Linked DNA regions of Homo sapiens: region 2 is linked to region 1. The links are chromatin loops, found by intact Hi-C in ENCODE. Cell type or tissue: spleen. All regions are shown on one strand. Links, peaks and the distances in the headings refer to the core of each region. The heading gives the core; the rest is flanking DNA.

What was found. A loop is a pair of places that touch in the nucleus more often than their neighbours do. Peaks named below come from ENCODE experiments on the same cell type or tissue, not always from the same donor. Only the 100,000 strongest peaks of a DNase experiment are listed, where the experiment ranks them.
Region 2: it touches region 1 in a loop (7-fold over the local background); 91 of 110 quality-filtered maps call a loop at or near these places.

Annotation. Positions count from the first base shown.
Region 1 is chrX:74,012,069-74,020,415 of GRCh38, reverse strand. All of the region lies in intron 3 of JPX (JPX transcript, XIST activator), which reads right to left. Among named protein-coding and RNA genes, the nearest start is that of JPX, 72 kb to the right of the region's middle. In spleen, for the core only: a CTCF peak has its summit at 4,784 (motif pointing right); a DNase peak (open chromatin) is centred at 4,823.
Region 2 is chrX:73,850,945-73,859,291 of GRCh38, reverse strand. It overlaps XIST (X inactive specific transcript), which reads left to right and starts at 6,578. Exons shown (of 6, transcript NR_001564.3): 1 at 6,578-8,347. RefSeq lists enhancers at 7,359-7,860, 7,724-7,973. In spleen, for the core only: a CTCF peak has its summit at 3,603 (motif pointing left); DNase peaks (open chromatin) are centred at 3,592, 6,545 and 7,871; H3K4me3 peaks cover 1,863 bases; H3K27ac peaks cover 1,822 bases.

The DNA of each region.
Region 1 (8,347 bases), core at 212-8,211:
ATAGTTAGCTCTTGTTGAGTTGAACTCTTCATGATTATATCTTTCTCTGTCCTTATTGACAATTGCTGTTTTAAAGTCTATTTTCTATGAAGTTAGAATAGCAATCTGTCCCTCCTCCTTTTTTCTGTTTGCTTGGTAGAATTTTCTCCATCCCTTTACCTTGAGTCAATGGGTGCCATTACTTCTGAAATGGGTTTCAGGAAGACAGCATACAGTTCGGTCTTTTTTATCCAACTTGCCTCTTTTTATCATTTATTAGGACAGTAGTCTATTTAATTTCAAACGTAACACTGATATGTTTATATTTGATTCTGTATTACTATTAGCTGGTTGCTGGTTAATTGTGCATTTGGTTTATAGTGTCAGTGGTCTGTGTACTTAAATGTGTTTTTTTGGTGGCCAATAATGGTCATTCCTTTTCATATTGAGCACTCAGTTAAGGACCTCTGGTAAGGCAGGTCTGGTGGTAATGAAATGCCTTGGCACTTCCTTGCCTGTAAAGGATCTTATTTCTCCTTCACCTATAAAGCTTAATTTGGCTGAATATGAAATTACTGGTTGGAATCACTTCATATTAAAAACGCCGAATATAGGTATCCATATCTTCTGGCTTCTAGGGATTCTGCTGAAAGGTATGCCGTTAGCCTGATGGGCTTCCCTTTGTAGTTTACCCGGCCCTTCTCTATAGTTGTTTTGGACATTTTCTTTCATTTCAATCTGATAACTGTCTGGGGGACAGTATTTTGCAGTGTTCTCAGAATTTCCTGAATTTGAATTTTGGCCTCTCTAGCAAGGTTGCAGAAAAACTGATGGACAATAAACTAAAAAGTTGCTTGCTTTCTTTGCCTCTTTCAGGAATGTCAGTGACTCATAGATTTGAATGCCATATTTCATAGAGATTTTGTTTAGTTTTTAAATTTTTTAAAATATTTGTCTGACAGCTAATTCAACTAAATAGTCTTAGAGCTGAGATTCTCCTTAGCTTCATCTATGCTGTTAATACTCCCAATTACATTATGTAATTATGTAGTGTGCTTTTCAGCTCTACCAGATTTTAAAATGGCCATTTCAGTTTTCAACATCTGTATTGTTTTATTGTGTTCCTTAAATTCCTTAGATTAGGTTTCAACTTTCTCCTGAATCTCAATGATCTTCATTCATACCCATATTCTTTACCCTGTGTCATTTAACCCATCTCAGCCTGGTTAAGAACCTCTCCCAGAAAGCTAGTGTGGCCCTTTGGAAGTTAGAAGACACTATGGCTTTTCAAACTGCCAGAGTTCTTGCAATACTTCTTTCTCATGTATGTGGACTAATATTCTTTCCATCTTTGAAGATGCTGTGCTTTGTATGATGTTTTTCTTTAATCTTCTTCAATGCCCTTGGGTTTTGATTGAGGTGTAAAGTGGGTTCAGTTGACTGGCTTCATTTCTGGAAGATTTTAGGGGGCCAAGGCTCACCTCAGGATTCCTGGGCTGCATGCTCTAACTCTGGGGAAGCAGGGTCAAGAAAGGACGCTGTGTTCTCTGGTCCCTCAAGGTTAGAAACATGCCGAACTGGAGGGGCGGATGTGTTCCTGTTACGCTGCCCACAGTTTTCAAATAGGGGGTGGTAGCCATACTATTTCATTGGGTTGGTGGCAGTGGGATCCAGGCTCACTTGCTCGTGCCAGTAGCCTCAACAGCATGGAAGAGTGTACATGTGTCAGATGGGGAGGGACACTGGAAGAGTAGGGTTTAACATCGTCCATGCTAGAACTCATGCCACTGGCTGCAAATATGAGGCCCTAGAGGAGGCTAGTTGCTGCCACCCATGTGCACATTTGCACTTGGGGCAGAATGGTAGGTGTGGAGTTGCTGGTGCCCATTCGCACCAGTAACAACAAACAAGGGGCGAGGTTACCGTTGTTCATGCACACGATTGCACGAGTGATGGCCCAGCAGGAGCGGGATTACAAACACCTATAAATACATTTGTGCTGGCAGCACTCACTCAACCTGTGGAGCCTGGGCTGTTGGAGCTCTCTGATAGGCCAAGTTTAGTTTCAATACATGGATTTCTGGTTTGTAGATGTTACATTGGTGTATGTATATGTATGCAAGTCACATTCGGTTTTGGTTAGTGTTACGTTGTCATATAATTTTAAGTCAGGTAATGTGATGACTCCAGCTTTGTTCTTTTGGCTCAGGATTACTGTGTCTATTCTTCGTCTTGTTCCTATTTCTGTGAAAAAATAACACTGGCATTTTGAAACTATAGATTGCTATATGTAGTATGGGTTTTTAACAATATAACTTCTCCCGCTAAATGAACATGCAGTATCTTTTCATTTACTAGTGTCCTCTTCAATTTCTATCAATGACTCATAGTTTTCCTTGTAGATACATTTTACTTGATTGGTTAAGTTTCTTCCTATATATTTTATTTGTATCTGTTGGGATATTTATAATTCTCCCTTTCTAATATGAATGCCCTTATTTGTTTCTCTTTTATACTTGCTCTGACTAGAACTCCCAGTAACATGGTGAACTAAAGTGCTGAACATGGGCATTTTTAATGTCTTCCAAATCTAGCAGTATGCTTGTCAGTTTTCCTTGCTCACAAGGACAGTGTAAGTTCAACTGCCAGTCTGTTGAGATATCTTAACTCTATACCCAATTTTGAGATAATTTTTAATAAAATATTTAATTTATAAAATACTTTTTGGACATCCATTACAACATTATGGTTGTTGACTTTGTTATACGACATAAAACTAATTGATTTGCATAGCTTGAACAATCCATGCATTCCTAAGATTAATCCACCTTGATAAGTATGAATTATATTTTTAGTGTGTTGTTGAATACAGTTTACTAGCATTTTCTTCTGGATTGTTCCATCTGTGTGAATCAGACATATTTGTCTTCTGGGGTTTATTGTTGTTTGGGGGTTTTTAGACCTTTTCCTTTAGTTATCGGGGAAACACTGGCCTTGTAGAATGAAACTGAAAGTGTTTGCTCCTTTTCCATTCTTTCAAATTTTGCTTAGTTGGTCCTCTCGTCCATTCTTCTTTCCTCCCTGTATTCCATTAACTAATTTTTTTCTGATAGTATATTTTAATTCCTTGCTTTTATTTTCTGAGGTTTTTGCATGGTTGTTGTCATGCGGCTTGCAAAAACCATCATATAACCAATAATTTTAAATTAATGACAAGGTATCTGTAGTCACAAGGAATGACAAGCAAAGAGAAAACCAAAGAACTCCACACTTAATCTCCACCCTACATGCTATGATCTTATCTTTGTTATGTTTATCTATCTCTAATATTTTTGTAGTTATAATTTTAATAGAATTACCTTTTAGTCTTCTTCCTGCTAAAAATATGTTTACATACCACAATCACAGTATTATTCTATATTTATGTACCTCCTTTTTCTATGAGTTGTAAACATTCGGATGTTTTCTTTTTGCTCATTAATGTCCTTTCAGACTGAATTACTCTTTCTAGCATTTAAGACAAGTCTGATGTTGACAAAAATTCCTCAGCTGTTGTGTGTCTGGTAAAGTATTTATTTTTCAAGTTTGAAGAATATTTTGCTGAATTTGATATTCTGATTTGGCAGGTTATTTCCTTCAGCACTAAATATGTCATCATACTCCCTCCTAGCCTGTAAACTCTTCACTACCGGATGTATCAGAGCTCATTTATACATTATTTGCTTGTTTTCTTGCAGCTTTTAGGACCATTTAAATTTTTCTCTACCTCTGAACATTTGATTGTTACATTCCTTGGCAAAGCCTTATTTTGGTTGAATCTGCTTGTTTTTGTTTTTTACTGTCTTCTACCTGGGTAATCACATCTGGATATACACATACATAGCTCACTGCAACCTCTGCCTCCCTGGTTCAAGCAATTTTCGTGCCTCAGCCTCCCAAGTAGCTGGGACTACAGGCGTGAGCCACCACGCCCAGCTAACTTTTGTATTTTTAGTAGAGACGTGGGTTTCACCATGTTGGGCAGGCTCGTCTCGAACTCCCGACCTCAGGTGATCCACCCACCTCGGCCTCCCAAAGCGCTGGGATTACAGGCGTGAGCCACCATGCCCGGCCTACTTCTCTAAACTTTCAACTCCAAACTCTCCCTCTTTAAGAATGGTAACTCTGAGGTTTGTGCTTTCAAGATTATTTTCTTCACCTTGTACGCATGCTTCATACTTTTTTGTTCTTTTTGCTTCTTTCTGCACTCACTGTGCATTTTCATATAGCCTGTCTTTAATAATACTGATTCTTGTTCTGCTGGATCAGTGCTGCTGTTGAGACCTTCTGGTGCATTTGTCCATTCAGTCATTATTTCTCAGTTCCAGTATTTCAGTTTGGTTATCTATTGTTTCAGTATTTGTTACATTTAATAAATTACTGAATTGCTTTCCTGCATTATCATGGTGTTTGCTATTTTCCCAAAACGTTTCTCCTGAATTCTTACCCTGACATCACACACATCACCATCTCATTAGGGTCGGTCAGTGGCTACTTCCTTTGTATATTTTAGATCATAGTTCCTAGCTATTTTGAGTTTCCTGTATGAGAGGCAACATAACTACATCGCTCCAAAACTAGATCCCATAGTCCTTTTGGAGATGTCATGTCTCCTGGATGGTCTTATGCTTGTGGAAGTTCTCCAGTGTCCAGGCATTTAAGAGTTAGGTATTTATTCCAATCTTTGTAGTCTGCTACTTCGTAGCTGCCCTTCTTCACAGGGCGTCCCAAAAATTAAATGTGATTGTGTTGTTTTATCTAAGAATGTGGTCACTGCAACCATTTCATCACTAGAGGGCGCCCTAGGACCAGGAACACAGCCAGGCTTAAAGCCTGGCACATACACAGCACTGGTGGACTTGGGGAATACCAGGGTAGAACTGCCTGGGTTACTAGGCAAATTATCCCACTGTCTTCTATTTCGTTCCCCCAGTTGGAATAAGCCTCTGTGTACTCAGGTGACAAGAGTTGAGGAAGGGTTACTAAAGTCCCCTACTATTACTGTATTGCAGTTTCTCTCGCTTTAGGTCGCTTACAGTTTGCTTTATATATTTTGGTGTTCTGCTGCAGGATGCATACATATTTACGATTTTTATACCCTCTTCCTGAATTGACCCTTCATAAGTATTTACTACATAATACTTTTTTGTCTCTATTCACACCTTTTCACCTAATAAATATTAAGTGAAAATTTTCTGTTATCTGATACAAATACAGCTGCTATTTATTGGTTTCCATTTGAAAACTTTTTGCATCCCTTCACTTTTAGTCAATGTGTATATGTAAGTTAATTTTTTACATGCAGCATATAGTTGGGACTGACTATTGTTATTATTTTGAGACAGAATTTCGCTCGTTGCCCAGGCTGAAGTGCAATGGCGTGATCTTGGCTCACTGCAACCTCCGCCTCCCGGGTTCAAGCTGTTCTCCTGTCTCAGCCTCCCGAGTAGCTGAGATTACATGCGCATGCCACCAAGCCCGGCTAATTTTTTTGTATTATTTTTAGTAGAGACGCGGTTTCATCATATTGGTCAGGCTAGTCTCCTGACCTCAGGTGATCCGCCCACCTAGGCCTCCCAAAGTGCTGGGATTACAGGCGTAAGCCACCACACCCAGCCGATTTTTTAAAATATCCACTGAGCCACTCTCTGTTCTTTTTAGGGGGATCCTAGATAATACCTATCAATATTATTATTGATAGGTAAGAAATCACTATTGACATTTTGATTGGTACTTTTTTGTCGTTTTCCAAATTATTTCTTTCTTCCTTCTCCCATTGTGGTTAAGTGACTTTCTTTGGTAGTATCTCATAGATAAAAGTATTTTTAAACCGATAATAATTTTCATCATAAGGAATATAAACAGCCAATCAATTTTATGCTTTAATTCAATTCCCCCACATTTTGACTTTCTCATGTCTATTTTTAAATTGGCTATATTTTATGATGCTGCTATAGTTACTTTTCATAGACTTGCATCTTACTCCTCGTATTATGGATATAAGAGGCTTACACAAAACAAGCGTATTAATTTATTCTGCATTTGCCTATGTATTTGCATTGGCCACTGAGTTTTGTAATGTCAAACTTTTTCTCTTTGGACGTTAGCATAATTTTCTTCAGGATAAAGAACTTAGCATTTCTTGAATGACGAGTCTAGTGATGAATTCTCACCATGTTTCCTTTTCTTTTTGTAAACGATGTTATCTCTCAATCTTTCAAGGAAATCTTTTGTGGGTACAGTATTGTTGGTTAACTTTTTTCCTTTAGCACTTTATGTCACTTCACTCCCTCCTGGTATGTACAATTTCTGATCAGAAGTCTGTTAACAAACAAATTGGAAGTATATAATGTTATTTGCTTTTCTCTTGCTGTTTTCAGTGTCCTTTCTCTTTGTAGTATGTTTTTGAGATGATTATATATATATATATATATATATATATACACACACACACACCTTGGGGTATTCTTAATTAAACTGAATCTATTTGGTCTTTAACGTTGTTGTACCTGAAAAGTACTTTCCTCTACATTTGGAATGTATTGTTATTTCATTGAATAAGCTTTACTGCCCTTGCTATTCCAAAACTACCACTTGAACACCAATGATTATTTAATTTGCTGTTTGGACGTTATTCTCTATATCCTGTAGCTATTCTCTAGGCCTTTTCTATTTCTTTAATCTCTACAGATTCTCCAATACCCTATCTTTAAGATCACTGTTTTTTTATGCTTGATCCATTCTGCTAATGACATCCTCTAATAATTATTTCAGTTGAAACAATTATTTCTCATTTGCAATATTTGTTTGGTGTATTATTTCAATCTCTTCAAGTTTCTAATACATTCTTGGATTCCTTTTCTGCATTATCTTGGGTTTTGCTACATTTCCTTAAAATTGCATTTATGAATTCTTGATTCTAGAGTTCAAACATTACCATCTCATTAGGGATGGCAACTGGCTCCATGCTTTCTCTGTTCAGGGTAGTCATGGTTATTGGCTTGCTGCTGTTTCTTGTAGACGTATGCCTACAGTTTCACATTGAACAATTAATTATATATTTATTCCAGTCTCAGCTGTCTAGCTTTTTTTGGTCTTCCTAGAGTATATTTTCTTAGATATTATTATTTGTAGTTCCCTGTCAAGACTACTTAATCCGTGAGTGCTGCCTGTTTTAGATTTGACTCAGCTCTCACAAACATTTGGAGCATTGCCCATCCCATATAGGGGTCCCAAAGTCAATCCTCTGGCTGTGCAGGAAGGTTGGATAGGCATTTGTGCAAAGAACTATGAACTCTGCCTACTACATTATAGTGCTGCTGAACAGCCACTCTGACTTGGCATCTATGTTGTCTGACGTAAAGAAAATTTTCAGGCTGGAGTTGTGAATCTCAACTGGCCCAATTGTCTTTCACTGCCATCATGGGATTTTCTTTCTACAAGCACACACAATACTTCCCATGTTTTAAGCTATTAACAGCTTTTCAACAAGAGAAGCCAAGATGGTGAAGAAGCTGTGTGCCAAAATCTCACATTTATCCCATGTTGAACTGGTGAATGTCGATAAAATTTTCCACACATGATGGCAGGCACATAGGAGTCTCATAAATACAGAAGAAGCCTTTTATCATCTGCTCCAAGTTTTTCACTTCTCTGTAGTCTGAGGAAATGTCTCAGCCTCGGATTTCAGTTCTGGGATATAACTTGTGATAATATTGGTGCTGGATATATTACTGAGGTTCTATGGGGGTGAGTAAAACCAGAGTGTTTTTACTCTGAGATTTTGGTGACCCATTATGTTCTTGATGTCACACCTTACATATATTTATATCACATATGGCTAAACAAATTGTTGTAATTATTAATAGTTTTGTAGATGGACATCATGGCAGGTGCCCATAATACCGTCTAATCAGAAGGCTGAGGGGGGAAAATTGCTTGAGCCCAGAAGTTTCAGACCAGCCTGAGCAACATAGCAACAGCCATCTCATTAAAAAAGTTTTGTGTATTAACCTTAACAATAAAGATATACGTTATTTGTACACCACCATTACAGTATACCAGTACTGTGAATTTGAGTTACTTACCTTTTACCAGTCAGTTTTATACATTCATGTTTTTGTGTTATGCATGAGCTGCTTCTTTCAATTTGAAGAATTCCCTATAACATTTCACTTGTTTTAATGAATAATGAGATAAAAAAGGTTAAGTCTTCAATATCTGTGGATCCGTTAATATTTTCAGTTTATTTTCCAGATATATTAAAATTCTGTATAGTTCCATCCAAATATTGGAATTTAGGAATCATCCCAGATAATTTTCCCTGTCC
Region 2 (8,347 bases), core at 103-8,102, 160 kb after region 1:
CTGGATAGACATTTTTCAAAATAAGACTTAGAAATGGCCAACAGGCTGGGTGCGGTGGCTCACATCTGTAATCCCAGCACTTTGGGAGGCCAAGGTGGGCAGATCCCTTGAGGTTAGGAATTCGATACCAGCCTGGCAAGCATGGTGAAACCCCGTCTCTGCTAAAAATACAAAAATTAGCCAGGCATGGTGGCACACGCCTGTAATCCCAGCTACTCGGGAGGCTGAGGCAGGAGAATCACTTGAACCCGGGAGGCAGTGGTTGTAGTGAGCCGAGATTGTGCCACTGCACTCTGGCCTGGGCTACAGAGTGAGACTCTGCCTCAAACAAAAAACAATCAAACAAAAACCAAATAGCAAACAGATATATGAAAAAGTGCTCAATATCAATAATCATCACAAAAATGCACATCAGGCTGGGTGTGGTGGCTCACACCTATAATCCCAGCACTTTGGGAGGCCAAAGCGGGTGGATCACTTGAGGTCAGGAGTTCAAGACCAGCCTGCCCAATATAGTGAAACATCTTCTCTACTAAAAATACAAAAATTAGCTGGGCATGGTGGTGGGTGCCTGTAATCCCACCCGCTCAGGAGGCTGAGGCAGGAGGATCACTTGAACCCGGGAGGCAGAGGTTGCAATGAGCCGAGATGGCACCACTGCACTTTCTGTAGCCTGGGCAACAGAATGAGACTGTGTCTAAAAACATAAATAAATAAGGCCAGGCGCAGTGGTTCACATCTGTAATCCCAGTGTGATTACAGATCACACTGTGGGAGGCCAAGGCAGGCAGATCACCTGAGCTCAGGAGTTTGAGACCAGCCTGGTCAACATGGTGAACCCCCGTCTCTATTAAAAATATACAAATTAGCTGGGCATGGTGGCAGATGCCTATAATCCAAGCTACTTGGGAGGCTGAGGCATGAGAATTGCTTGAACCCAAGAAGTGGAGGTTGCAGTGAACCGTGATCACACCACTGCACTCCAGCCTTGGCGACAGAGAGAGATTCTGTCTCAAAAAAATAAAAATTAAAAAAAAAAAAGAAAGAAAGAAAAAAAAAAGAAAAATGCAAATCAAAACCACAATGCAATATTGCCTCACACCTGTTAGAATGGCTATTTTCAAGAAGACAAAAGTTAAGGATTGGTGAGGGTGTGGAGAAAAGGGAACATTTATACAGTGTTGGTGGAAATATAAATTAGTTCAACCATCATGGAGGCTTCTGAAAACACTAAAAATACAACTACCTTATGATCCAATAATCCCACTTGTGGGTGTTGTTCAAAGAAATTGAAATCAGTGTGTTGAAGAGACATTTGTCCTCCTATGTTTATTATAGCATTATTCACAATAGTCAAGATATGAAATCAAGGTAAGTCCCCATCAACAGATGAATGTATAAAGAAAATGTGGTATACATACACAATGGAACACTAGTCAGCCTTAAAAAGAAGGAAAATCTGTCATTTGCAACAACATATATGAACCTGGAGGACATTATGCTAAGCCAGGCACAGAAAGATGAATACTATATTATCTCACTTGTATGTGTAATTTTCAAAACTTGAACTTGTAGGGAGTAGACTGGTGGTTAATAATCTGAAGGGAGGGTAAAAATGTGTTGATCAAAGGATAAAAATTTTAGTTAGAGAGAAGGAATAAGTTTTTGAGATATATTGCAGAGCATGATGACAATAGTGATAAGGTATTGTACATTTCAAAAACTGCTAAGTAAATTTTAAGTATTCTCATCACAAAATAAGTATGTGAGCTGAGATATATAGTAATTAGCTTGATTTAATTATTCTACAATGCATGCATATATCAAAATACCACATTTTACTCCATGAATATATACAATTATTTGTGAACTAAAAATACATTTGAAAAAGAACTACTAGAAAAACTAAAAATGAGAAAATAAATAAGCACATTAATTAATTAATTAAAATCCTTGTCTAGTAAGTTTAATGTTGGTACTTTCTCAGGGACCATTTTTTGTTAATTACCTTTTTTTCTATATATTAGCTATAATTTCCTGTTTTTTGTATGCCTTGTAATTTTTTAATAAAAACTGCACAGTTTTAATATTATAATGTGATACCTTGGGAAATAAAATTCCTCCCTCTCCCTAGTGTTTGCTGGTGATTTTTTTTTTTTTTTTTTGAGATGGAGTCTTGCTCTGTCACCAGGCTTGGCGCGGTCTCAGCTCACTGCAACCTCCGCCTTCCGGGTTCAAGCGATTCTCCTGCCTCAGCCTCCCGAGTAGCTGGGATTACAGGCGTGTGCCACCATGTGCAGCTTATTTTTGTATTTATAGTAGAGATGGGGTTTCACCATATTGACCAGGATGGTCTTGATTTCCTGACCTCATGATCTGTCTGCCTCGGCCTCCCAAAGTGCTGGGATTACAGGCATGAGCCACCGCACCCGGCCACTGGTGATGTTTTTAATAGATTGTAATTTTTTTTGAGGTAGCGTTTGCTTTCTCACCCAGTCTGGAGTTCAGTGGGGCAATCACAGCCCACTGTATCCTTGAACTACTGGGCTCAATCAATCCTCCTGCTTCATCCTCCTGAGAAGCTAGAACTACGGGTATGCACCACCACGCCTGGCTAATTTTTATATTTTTTATTTTTGTAGAGACAGAGGTCTCTCTATTTTGCCCAGGCTGATCTCGAACTCCTGGCCTCAAAAGATCCTCCTGCCTTGGCCTCCTAAAGTGCTGAGATTAAAGGTGTGAGCCAACGTACCCAGCCCATTTACAGTATTTTTAATGTTGACGTGAACTATGTATACAATTGTTAAGCATATACTCACTGAGCTTTAATATGTATAACCCCGTGTTCTCTTTTGATAAACTAGAAAACCTTTCCCAACATCCTAATACACTTTTGAAGGATATCATAAATAGTGTGTTTGAGGGCTAGAGGAATGGCCCAAGTACTGTGATGAGGTTCATAGGATTTGGGGCTATTTGGAAGACCCTTACAAGGCATATAGCACAACTTTTCTATCTGTTGATTGTCTCTGTAGCATCCTCACAAAATCCACTATTGGCTTGCAGGTCTTCAGAGACTGGCATTCACCAGTTCTGGAGGTGTTAACTGTTCCATCTTTGGACAGCTCAGAGTATTCAGACGTCTTTATTTATTAGAACTACACACAACAGGACTATTCATCAACTTCCCCCATTGCAGACAGCCCTTTGAGTTGTAAAGAGCCCTTCCCCAGGTCTTTTATTTTCTTTTCCATAATATGTCCTGGTCCCTTTAACTGCTTTTCACTGGTGATGATTTGGAGGGCCCCCACCAGCCTGCTAATTAGATCCTGAAGGCTTTATCAAAGTCCTCTTTAAATGGCATAGCCCTGAAGCCAAGGACAGACTCCTGTTTAGTGGGGGGAGGGGCTCTTCAAATTAGAGGGGGTTGAGCACTTTTCTTTGACCCTTTCTTCTGATACTGACCTTGTATGAATCAGACTTTCCCCCCTTTATATCAGATTCTGGTCCTGCCCTGTATACAACTTTGGCTCCTTTCCTGCAGACAGGCTCAGTGCTTCTTTGGTGATTTTATGCTGCCATCTGGTGGCTAAGTCGACAGTGCCGGCTTTTTTTGGGCCTAATTTAGCAGAGGAGAGGATGTACAGATGAACATAGTGACAATCCTAGAACTGGAATAATCTGAATCTTTAAAAAGAGGACCTGATTTCTTCCTATTGTGTGCCATGTGATTGGGAGCCCAAAGAAGAGGATGCTAACACAGCTATGGCATGGCCACAGAAAATATGCCTGAAATATCCCCATCAGAGCCCAACTCTTACTAGCTAATTGACTTTGAGCAAGTCACTTTTCCTTCTAGTGTCTCAGTTTCCATACTTCTGATCCTAACAGGTTTATAAAATGGAGCCAAGCAGTAGTGAAGGTGAGGCCAGGTCGGGAAGAGGAGGAAGTAAAGTGAATTGAAAGCTAGTGAGGGCAGGGGAGTAAGTAAAACCTGAAGGTGATAAATGGCAGAAGAGGGCAGGACTGCTCTAGGGCAAAGGCCTAGGCAAATATTTTTCAGAAGTTCCTTTTAATGTAAACAGTTTGATTAAAAATATATTACAAATACATGGGCCCATGTGAGGTGTAGTGATTTATCAATGAAAATTTAGAATACCAGGTGGAGAAGAGATGCTTACGTATTTGTTTATTCAACAGTTCACATATCAATTTTTATAATGACCTTGCACCATATCTTCCTTTTTAGGTCCAGAAATCATCTCTTTGTGTTTATTGTCAAATGCACCATTCCTGGCTAATTTCACATCTCCCTCTATGAGAAAAACATAGCAACACTGTACTACTTCCATTTTTGCAATGGCACTCTGGAACCTCTTTGTATTGAAATTATAAATTTCTTGCTTTTGCAGTTTCTTTAGCCTAAGGGTCAACAGTGGATTTAGGTAGGCCACAGCTCTGAACATGTCCTGTGTCCAATGTGAGTGTCACCCCATAACGGCACATCAGCACCATTTTGCATGCCTAGCCTTAAGAGTTACCATTTAAAAAACTCCAATGACAACCAATGAGAGTGATCTGCTAGCGTGGCTGCCCACCTGGAACCAGGGCCTGGTCACAGAAACCCAGGACAACCAGTTTATAAATTGTCTTTTTGCCTTTTTATTTGAAAAGGTATTTTTGTGAAACAAAAGGTTTTAATTTCAGAGTCAAATTTATCAATCTTTTATATTTGATGCTACTTGAGTCTTTAGAAAATTTTTCCCCAACTAAATTTCTTTTTTCTTTTTTTGAGATGGAGTCTTGCTCTGTCGCCCGGGCTGGAGTGCAGTGGCACCATCTCGGTTCACTGCAACCTCCGCCTCCTGGATTCAAGTGATTCTCCTGCCTCAGCCTCCCAAGTAGCTGGGATTATAGGTGCCTGCCACCATGCCCGGCTAATTTTTGTATTTATAGTAGAGACGGGGTTTCGCTATGTTGGCCAGGCTGGTCTCAAACTCCTCACCTCAGGTGATCCAGCCACCTCGGCCTCCCAAAGTGCTGGGATTACAAGCATGAGCCACCGCGCCCGGCCAACCAAATTTCTTAAAAGTATAGAACATTTCCACACTTGTAGAAACTTCTAGTAGATAAAGTTGTATTAGAGGTTTGGTAATCCAGTCTTTCTGATAGCTGCTTCATAGGTGTCACTGTAGGTAGTTTCTCTCTTTGTTAAGCATTGTTTTCTCAAAGGTACCATTGTATTGCACCACTTTACAATACAATAACCCTCATTTGGAATGACAAGTCAGATTACTTTTTTTGTTTGATCCAAGGACACTTAGAAGATGGAAGGTATTTCTTAAGGAAGAAAATTTGCATACTTTATTATTTTTCTGGAAACTGAAGAGCAAGCTTACCTGATAGATTTGGGTCGATAGTTACACTTTCCAGTTCAGCCAGTGGGAGGGTAATGTATCCTTTGACTTTCTAGAAGTTGCTCTATAATACTTAAGTTGCCATTGTCTCCCTTCTGGTTCTCTGTTGTTTCTCGAATGACATAGAAGAGTTTATGAGATTAATTGCTTCCTACTGAAATAGCCAGGTTTCTGAGGGCAGCTTTGGCTTTTATATGAGCTTTTTCTTCCTACCACTTATCAGTTACTGACAGAGGGTCAACTTCACTACTGTGTCATATGGTTGGTCCAATGTTGGGTTCCTCAGATTCATGGAGGAAATAGGAAAATAGTAAAGATTAAGGAGTCATAGTTAAAAAATTACAAACAGGTCACAAACAGTACTCTTTCTTGATTATTTAGGAACCAAATAGCCATTCTATGAAATGTCTTTCTTTCCTTTTTCTCTCTTGCTCACCAATTGACTCGTAAGCACTTCCGTTCTCTTATGGTTGGGAGCCATACAAGGTAGAGTGTTGGAGTAAAAACTACATTGACTCTGAATCATGGTGTGTGACCTCGGGCACATGATGTAACCTCTATAGGACTCTATTTTAATGTATAAAACAGGAATAATCCTTTATTATTATCTATGCAATACATATTCCATTATCTATTACATGGGATAATGGAATGGGAAGTCCCTTGAAGATGGTACTAACCTCAATGTATTACTCCTTTCTAGCTTCTTTGGTTCAAAAGTTTGGTGGAGGAGTTACAAATTCTGGTTTGAATGATATATTTGGATACTTTATCAACACATCAAAGCTCTACCTATCCCTTCCCCCATTCTCAAAACCAAGCTGAATTAACATCTTTACATTTATTATGCAGTTTATGGAGGATTTTAGCATTAATTATTGCTTGATTTACTCAATGTCCCCATGTTATAGATGAGAACTGGAAAACCCATTGAAGTTGTGACTCCTGGTCTAGAAATGAAGTCTACTTCCAGTTAATGTTCTTTCTGGTATGTCTTTGCTTTCTTGAAATTTCCCTTTTTTGTCCTTACTGGGTAAATTTTGAACCAACCAAATCACAAAGATGTCCGGCTTTCAATCTTCTAGGCCACGCCTCTTATGCTCTCTCCGCCCTCAGCCCCCCCTTCAGTTCTTAAAGCGCTGCAATTCGCTGCTGCAGCCATATTTCTTACTCTCTCGGGGCTGGAAGCTTCCTGACTGAAGATCTCTCTGCACTTGGGGTTCTTTCTAGAACATTTTCTAGTCCCCCAACACCCTTTATGGCGTATTTCTTTAAAAAAATCACCTAAATTCCATAAAATATTTTTTTAAATTCTATACTTTCTCCTAGTGTCTTCTTGACACGTCCTCCATATTTTTTTAAAGAAAGTATTTGGAATATTTTGAGGCAATTTTTAATATTTAAGGAATTTTTCTTTGGAATCATTTTTGGTTGACATCTCTGTTTTTTGTGGATCAGTTTTTTACTCTTCCACTCTCTTTTCTATATTTTGCCCATCGGGGCTGCGGATACCTGGTTTTATTATTTTTTCTTTGCCCAACGGGGCCGTGGATACCTGCCTTTTAATTCTTTTTTATTCGCCCATCGGGGCCGCGGATACCTGCTTTTTATTTTTTTTTCCTTAGCCCATCGGGGTATCGGATACCTGCTGATTCCCTTCCCCTCTGAACCCCCAACACTCTGGCCCATCGGGGTGACGGATATCTGCTTTTTAAAAATTTTCTTTTTTTGGCCCATCGGGGCTTCGGATACCTGCTTTTTTTTTTTTTATTTTTCCTTGCCCATCGGGGCCTCGGATACCTGCTTTAATTTTTGTTTTTCTGGCCCATCGGGGCCGCGGATACCTGCTTTGATTTTTTTTTTTCATCGCCCATCGGTGCTTTTTATGGATGAAAAAATGTTGGTTTTGTGGGTTGTTGCACTCTCTGGAATATCTACACTTTTTTTTGCTGCTGATCATTTGGTGGTGTGTGAGTGTACCTACCGCTTTGGCAGAGAATGACTCTGCAGTTAAGCTAAGGGCGTGTTCAGATTGTGGAGGAAAAGTGGCCGCCATTTTAGACTTGCCGCATAACTCGGCTTAGGGCTAGTCGTTTGTGCTAAGTTAAACTAGGGAGGCAAGATGGATGATAGCAGGTCAGGCAGAGGAAGTCATGTGCATTGCATGAGCTAAACCTATCTGAATGAATTGATTTGGGGCTTGTTAGGAGCTTTGCGTGATTGTTGTATCGGGAGGCAGTAAGAATCATCTTTTATCAGTACAAGGGACTAGTTAAAAATGGAAGGTTAGGAAAGACTAAGGTGCAGGGCTTAAAATGGCGATTTTGACATTGCGGCATTGCTCAGCATGGCGGGCTGTGCTTTGTTAGGTTGTCCAAAATGGCGGATCCAGTTCTGTCGCAGTGTTCAAGTGGCGGGAAGGCCACATCATGATGGGCGAGGCTTTGTTAAGTGGTTAGCATGGTGGTGGACATGTGCGGTCACACAGGAAAAGATGGCGGCTGAAGGTCTTGCCGCAGTGTAAAACATGGCGGGCCTCTTTGTCTTTGCTGTGTGCTTTTCGTGTTGGGTTTTGCCGCAGGGACAATATGGCAGGCGTTGTCATATGTATATCATGGCTTTTGTCACGTGGACATCATGGCGGGCTTGCCGCATTGTTAAAGATGGCGGGTTTTGCCGCCTAGTGCCACGCAGAGCGGGAGAAAAGGTGGGATGGACAGTGCTGGATTGCTGCATAACCCAACCAATTAGAAATGGGGGTGGAATTGATCACAGCCAATTAGAGCAGAAGATGGAATTAGACTGATGACACACTGTCCAGCTACTCAGCGAAGACCTGGGTGAATTAGCATGGCACTTCGCAGCTGTCTTTAGCCAGTCAGGAGAAAGAAGTGGAGGGGCCACGTGTATGTCTCCCAGTGGGCGGTACA